2 separate regions of the Mus musculus genome follow, and region 2 is linked to region 1. The links are chromatin contacts, found by Hi-C or POLR2A ChIA-PET in ENCODE. All regions are on one chromosome and are shown on one strand. The core of a region is the stretch at or near the end of the contact, and the rest is flanking DNA. Distances in the headings are between cores, read along the strand shown. Region 1 holds the start of Zbed4 (zinc finger, BED type containing 4). Region 2 holds the start of Pim3 (proviral integration site 3).

Evidence for each region. Hi-C counts contacts between places; a loop is a spot of excess contacts on that map. ChIA-PET counts read pairs that join two places held with the same protein, here RNA polymerase II (POLR2A).
Region 2: POLR2A ChIA-PET joins it to region 1 with 13 read pairs in embryonic stem cell. The contact joins the promoter of Pim3 here to the promoter of Zbed4 in region 1. A Hi-C loop is called at or near these places in 1 of 37 maps with a recorded cell type or tissue (heart). POLR2A ChIA-PET finds 5 or more read pairs at or near these places in 4 of 5 experiments (Patski and embryonic stem cell).

The regions. Positions count from the first base shown.
Region 1 is chr15:88,749,895-88,753,164 of GRCm38, forward strand. It overlaps Zbed4 (zinc finger, BED type containing 4), which reads left to right and starts at 1,817. Exons shown (of 3, transcript NM_181412.3): 1 at 1,817-1,908.
Region 2 is chr15:88,860,433-88,863,702 of GRCm38, forward strand. It overlaps Pim3 (proviral integration site 3), which reads left to right and starts at 1,762. Exons shown (of 6, transcript NM_145478.2): 1 at 1,762-2,320; 2 at 2,406-2,515; 3 at 2,609-2,659; 4 at 2,747-3,116. The coding sequence starts at 2,236. Gm33049 reads left to right here. Exons shown (of 3, transcript XM_006521646.3): 3 at 1,401-2,074. The coding sequence ends at 2,048.

The sequences.
Region 1 (3,270 bases), core at 567-3,066:
CCTGAGGTTTCCTGTCTTCTTGGAAATCGGGTATGAGTACAGATGGACTGCCTGATCTCCCCGTTCTCAGGGACAGTCCCTCTGGAAGGGCTGATGCTCTGCCTGTAGCATCCACCTCTCCATTGCTAGACCTACTGCCTCATTCTAACATAGCAAATAAGAGCCAGGTAGAATTTCAAGTGTTACCATCTTTTGTCTAAGGTGGCGGTTGCCTTTTACACGGTCTCTGTGGACACGCAGTTTCCTAACCCTCCAAAACCCCTCGACATCTTGACACTATTCAAGTTCCAGAAGGGTAAGCCTGCTCCGTGCGCTCCAGGCAAGCACCCTCATTGTCTTCTACTTCCCGTTTTCCTTCTTCCCCTGCACAGCCTGTGCAGGGCTAGGAGCACAGAGGGGCCATCTCCAGGTGAAGAGTTTGTGCAGGTGCTTCTGTATAAACAAATGGAAGCTCGTCAAGACTTTCCGGCTGGGCTGAGACATCCTAAGCTAAAGCTCAAACTCTCTCCTAGCTACTTTACTTGTTCTAGGCGCTACCCCTTAGCTCTATAGCTCAAGAACCCATGTCTCAACAGTTCTCCTGGGGCTTCGGAAATCCTTCATGAAGGCAGATGTTCTCTTTCCTCTGGGGTGTAGGGTACGAGGGGCATAACAAGGAGAGGAAGGTTACTGGGAAAAAACTTCTGTACCCTACGGGAACCTGCTAGCTGAGGACCTCCACCCAGGTCTTTCTGCTGTTCCCCATTGAGTCTCATATGGAGCCACCACCTCCACCACAAACATCAGCTTCCCTGAATGGAAGGCGAAGAAGACAGAAGCCAGGCTCAGGGTTCCACACCAATGATGACTTCCACCAGCAGTGCACTGGCAGCCCAACCACCTTCCCTTGAACTTAAAGACACAGAATCCCAAACCATGTCCATTGACCAGTGATGGTGAATCAGGGTAAGCAAGGTGTGACATCAGCACTCGACGCCTCCCCCGACCGCACCACCACCACCTCAATCACAGAAGGAAACTCCTAAACACGCAGAACAGGAGATGGGCGTAGGACAGAACTCCCGCATAAGAGAACAAGCTGTGGTCTAAAGTGTCATCAGAGAAGGACCTCTGGGATAAATTCCACCTGCAGAAATTACATGGTCCGCACAGGCATCTGAACTGGGGCGTTCAATGTTCAGCTCCTTATTTCTTTTACCCAAACATGGCCCCAGGCCCTGAGCAGCTAGCACCTGCTGTGTCTAGCCTCCACCCAAGGGCTACTGAAAGTGGTTGCGCGCAACGCCCCCGGAGAAGGCGCCCGCCTTGACCACAAGCCCGGAAGCTCCGCGGCCAGCCGTTGAGAGCGCAGGACCACCCTAACGGCCAAGCCCTAAGAAGAAACCACTGAGAACGCGCGCTTCTCAAACGCGCAGCAATTCCAACCAACCGCCGTGGCGACTGCGCCTGCGTAGTCTTCGGACCGAACGCCCGACAGGGCAGGTGCGCCAGACCGCGCTTGCGTAGTTTGACGGAGGAGGCCAGCGACCAGACCTCGTGTGTGTGAGACTGCGCCGGAGTAACCTGACCTCCGGAGATGGGGCGAGGGGAAACTGCGCCTGCGTAGTCTTCGTAGCTCCGCCCCGTTTGCCTAGCCGGGGCCCATCCAGCCGTACTCTAGGCATCCCCCCCCAAGGCGGGGCAGGTGCGCACGGACTGCGCTTGCGCACGACAGCCCCGCCCCGGGCCCCGCCCCCGACCCGCGCGGGGCCCTGGGAGGGGCGCAGCGTCCGGCGGCGTCGCGGGCGGCGGGGCTGGGGCGGCGGGAGGGGCGGCGGGGGCAGACAAAGCGGCTAATGAATGGGCGCGCCCGTCGCGCTGTTCGCAGCCCGCGGGCCCGCGCAGCGCAGCGCGGAGCCGGCGCCTCAGGTGAGTGCGCGCGGGACGCTCCAGTGGCGTCTTCGACGGCCGGCGCCGCGCAGGGGTTGGGGAACCGCGCCATTGTCCGTGCGCGGCGGGCCGGGTGGAGGCTGTGTCCCGAGACTGCGCCCGGCCCGGCCCAGCCCGGCCCGGCCTCTGACAGCTGCGCCTCGCGCCGCGGGCGGGCCCAGGCCGCGGAGGGGAGCGACCGCGGGACGCCCCGTGGGACCTTTCGTCAGGTGCCGGGCTCCCGCCACGTCGTGGCGTCCCCCAAGCCGGTGCCGGTGGGCGCGCGTGTCCAGGAAGGGGCGCAGGCAGGCGGCACGGCGGTGACACGGGTCGGTGTCACGCTTCTTGGTGCCTGCCTAGCTTGAAGCGTGTGCGTCTGGGTCTGACCGCGGAGGCTTAACGAAACTTAACTCAACGCTTTGGCTCCGTAGCGTCTTCACGGTCGCAGTACCTGCCGTCATTTTTTGTTCCTTTTGTCCTTTTTGGTGCGACCCACTCGCTTCTGCCCGGGATGGCTGCGGGTCCTCGCTCTCCGTCTGGAGGTTCTCACGAGGCTCCAGCGCGTCTTTTCAAGTCCCTGCAGCGCCGAGCCTCAGGAGGAGCGGCTGTCGCGGTTCTGGCGTTTGTAAAAAGGGAAGTCATTTGTTTTTGAAGTTAATTAGGATAAGATTAAGTGTAGTTTTTAAAAGGACACTTGTGCCTTCTGGCTTCGTAAAGCCAGTCAGCCAAGGCAAGTACATTCTTGTGACTTGGTAGGAAGAAAGAAATTTTCCCCTTTATATCGTGGTGATAAAAATTAATAAGACCAGGGAAATTTTAGTTTTGAGTTTTTTTTTTTTTTTTTTTTTTTTTAGTACTCTGAATAAACGTAGTTGCAAGGCACGAATTAATTCCATGCTAAGCAGAATTGAGAAGCTACAAGTTTGGCTCTACACCCTGAGGGAGTGGCTTGTGCATGAAGACATTGGTGCATGCTTTCTGTAATCTATATAAACTTTTTTCTATATAAATTTTTATATAGACTTTTTGTGTGGCTTTTATTTTCATGAGAAGATCTAGTTAAAAATTTTTTTGAATCTTTAGGAAGTTTCAAAGTCTCAGTGTGCTGATAGGTTTTCATCAATTTACACAAACCTAGACATATTTTGGAAGAGGGAACTTTTTTTAATCTCTTATTTTTAATGTTCATTGGTGTTTCACCTACAAGTATGTCTCTGAGGGAATGTTGAATCCCCTATAACTAGAGTTACAGTTTCGGTTGTAAGCTGCCTGTGACTGAATGGAATTGAACCCAGGCCCTCTGGAACTGTTCTTAATCATCTCAAGAGGAGCCATCTCTCTAGCCCCAGAAGAGGGACTCCG
Region 2 (3,270 bases), core at 512-3,011, 110 kb after region 1:
CCAACTACAAGAGGAACTAGCCAGGGTGAAGGCCAGGATGATCTGGAATGAACCCGCTTAGAAATTCACTTGGGAACCAGGTGGTGGTGGAACACATCTTTAATCCCAGCACTAAGGAGGGAAAGGCTGGTGGATCACTGAGTTCAAGGTCAGCCTGGTCTACAGAGCAAGTTCCAGGACAACACAAAGAAACCCTGTCTTAAAAAACAAACAAACAGGAGAGAAAAAAAAAAAGAAAAGAAAATCACTTGGGAGCCGGTTGGTGCTGGTACACACTTTTAATCCCAGAACTGGGGAGGCAGAGGCAGGAGGATCTCTATGGGTTTGAGGCCAGCCTGGTCACATGCTGGGTGAGGGTCTCTAGGGAGACACCAGGGAACCCCAGCCATTCTTCACCATTGAATTTACTACCCACCTAGACAGTTCTCAAGGATCCCTCCCTCCCTCTCCCGAAAGACTGGGGTCCAATACAACCAGATTGTCCTGGCCAGGAGGAGCACAGGCCCTGTTGGGTTCTTAGCTGGTCCTTTGAAAGCACCCACAGGCAGACAACCCCCGCCCCTCCCCCACACCTGAGCAGGTACCCTGTAAACCCTGCTGATAGCTGGTATGGAAAGCTTTGTTCTTGGCAGATGTGGTCAGCTCCTGGAAAGCATGTTAGGAGACAGCCAGACAGAGCTCCAAGAACCTGAGACCTATTCCGAGGGCCTGAGTGTGTCCAGACTGTTGAGGGTCTAGGCCACAAAGACAGAAAGGGGGTGAGGAAACCAGGTGGGCCCCAAATAGTGTCAAGGCAGTAGGCGCCTCAGAAAGGTTCCAGAGAGAGAAAGTGTGGATTGCGGTGTTAGTGGAGGAACATGGATAAGCCAGTGGGAAGCCAGGCTCCAGATCCCCCAAGTAGTAGCAGTTCAGGAACGACAGTTGAATCGTTTAGACATCAAACTGAAGTCCAGGGAGCAATGGCTCTCAACTCATTCTCACCCAGCTATGACAGATGACAACTCCAAGTCCTGGGTTGCTCTTGGGTCAGTGACTTAGCCAGGGGTCAACAACAGTTGAGTCTAATTTCACTGGTGTCTTAAGGTATAGGTAAAAAGGACACAGGGAGACTGCTGTAGGCTGTGTCTACTTGAGCTGCTCAGGACGGAACTATGGGCATAATAGTCATCAACAAAGGACCTTTGGTAGTTGTGAGCAGCTAAAGGGACACTTTGTCAGATGGCCTTAGAGCAGAGGGACAAGTTCCCAGGAGGGAGGATCTAGGGTTTAGGAGGCTCTCATAAGTACCCAGCTAGGAGCATGAGATCTGAGCCTAGCTGATGGGCGAACACTCAAGGTGTGCTCCAGGGAGCTGAGGCTGGGTTGAGAGGTCTGAGGGCAATGCTTTCTCTGTCGCCCAGCCACGTGCGCATCGTGGCGCGCGAGCAGCGGGTGACGCACACAGAGCTAGTGTCAGCGTAGGCCTCAGGGCCGCACGACTGTCCTCCCGGACTTCCGCTTCTCAGAGGGGGCCGACTCCTCGCACACCCCCAGCCACAAACGCCCACGAAGAACGAGGGAACAACACGCGTAACTCGCGGAGCCGGAGAGTGACCTTCCTCAGCGCGGCCTGGGGGGCGAGGCTCGGAAGGCCCCGCCCTACGCTGCCATTGGCTGAGTCCCCGTGTCCTTTCAAAACCTCGATTTTCATTGGCTTATGCGGCCCCGCCCGCGCTGCCGGAGACATAAGGGGGCCGCCGCCCGCGCGCGAGCTGCGCGTGCGCAGGGCGGGTGAGAGCGCCGTGAAAGCCGCGGAACGCCGTGCACCTCCGCGACTCTACTACGGCAAGCTAGTCCGGACGGGTCGTCGTCCCCGCGCGCCACCAGCCCTTGGTGAAACGACAGGGAGCGTCCGGCTTCCCCAGCACCGCCCTGCGAGACTCAAAACAGCCACACCGCAAAGCGAGCCTCGGGCGGAAGGAGGCGGAGCTTCAGGCGGCCCCGCCTCCGCGGAAGGATACACATCTCCGTGGTCCAAAACCCCGGGGCGAGGCGGCCGGGGCGTGTGAGCTGCTCGGCCAGCTGCCGTCTACGCGCTTTCGCGCGGCCACCGGGCAACTGCGCCGCGCGGCTGCCCCGCTGAGCGCTCGGCCTCGGGGCCGTGGGATCCGCCGCGCTGTCTGCGGTCAGGAAGACCGCCCTCCCGCGTCCTTGCCGGACGGGTCAGAGGCGGCACCGCACGCGAGGCCACCCGCGATGCTGCTGTCCAAGTTCGGCTCCCTGGCGCACCTCTGCGGGCCTGGCGGCGTGGACCACCTCCCAGTGAAGATCCTACAGCCAGGTATGTGTGGGGACCAGGGAGGGGGCCTGGGCGGGGGCCGGGGGGTGGCTTTGGGTCATCATCAACCCGATTGTTTGTCCCACAGCCAAGGCTGACAAGGAGAGCTTCGAGAAGGTGTACCAGGTGGGCGCCGTGCTGGGCAGCGGCGGCTTCGGCACGGTCTACGCGGGCAGCCGCATCGCCGACGGACTCCCGGTGAGTCGTGGCTCCGGGCGCACCCGCGTGGACGATCGCCACGCTCGGCCGCCCGTCTGACCGCTCGCGTGTCGCCCCCTCTTTTCCCCGCAGGTGGCTGTGAAGCACGTGGTGAAGGAGCGGGTGACCGAGTGGGGCAGTCTCGTAAGTATGCGGGTGCGGGGCGTGCGGGTGCGGGGCATGCGGGTGTGGGTTGCCTTGGCTTTGTCCGATGACCGCCTTGTCCCCCAGGGCGGAGTGGCCGTGCCCCTGGAGGTGGTGCTGCTGCGCAAGGTGGGCGCGGCGGGCGGCGCGCGCGGCGTCATCCGCTTGCTGGACTGGTTCGAGCGGCCCGACGGCTTCTTGTTGGTGCTGGAGCGACCCGAGCCGGCACAGGACCTCTTCGACTTCATCACTGAACGAGGCGCCCTGGACGAGCCGCTGGCGCGTCGCTTCTTCGCGCAGGTGCTTGCCGCTGTGCGGCACTGCCACAATTGTGGGGTCGTGCACCGCGACATCAAGGACGAGAACCTGCTGGTGGACCTGCGCTCGGGAGAGCTGAAGCTCATCGACTTCGGCTCGGGCGCGGTGCTCAAGGACACGGTCTACACTGACTTTGATGGTGAGCAGGTGGTGCGGCGTTCCGGCGACTGTTAGGCGGCCACGCGCCACGCCTGGCTTACGGGAGGGGTGGGGGGGACTGGGGACACCGGGGTAGCCCTCTGCGGTGTGAGGGCGCAGGGTCTGGGGACGGTGGGTGGCAGCCAGGGAGACCC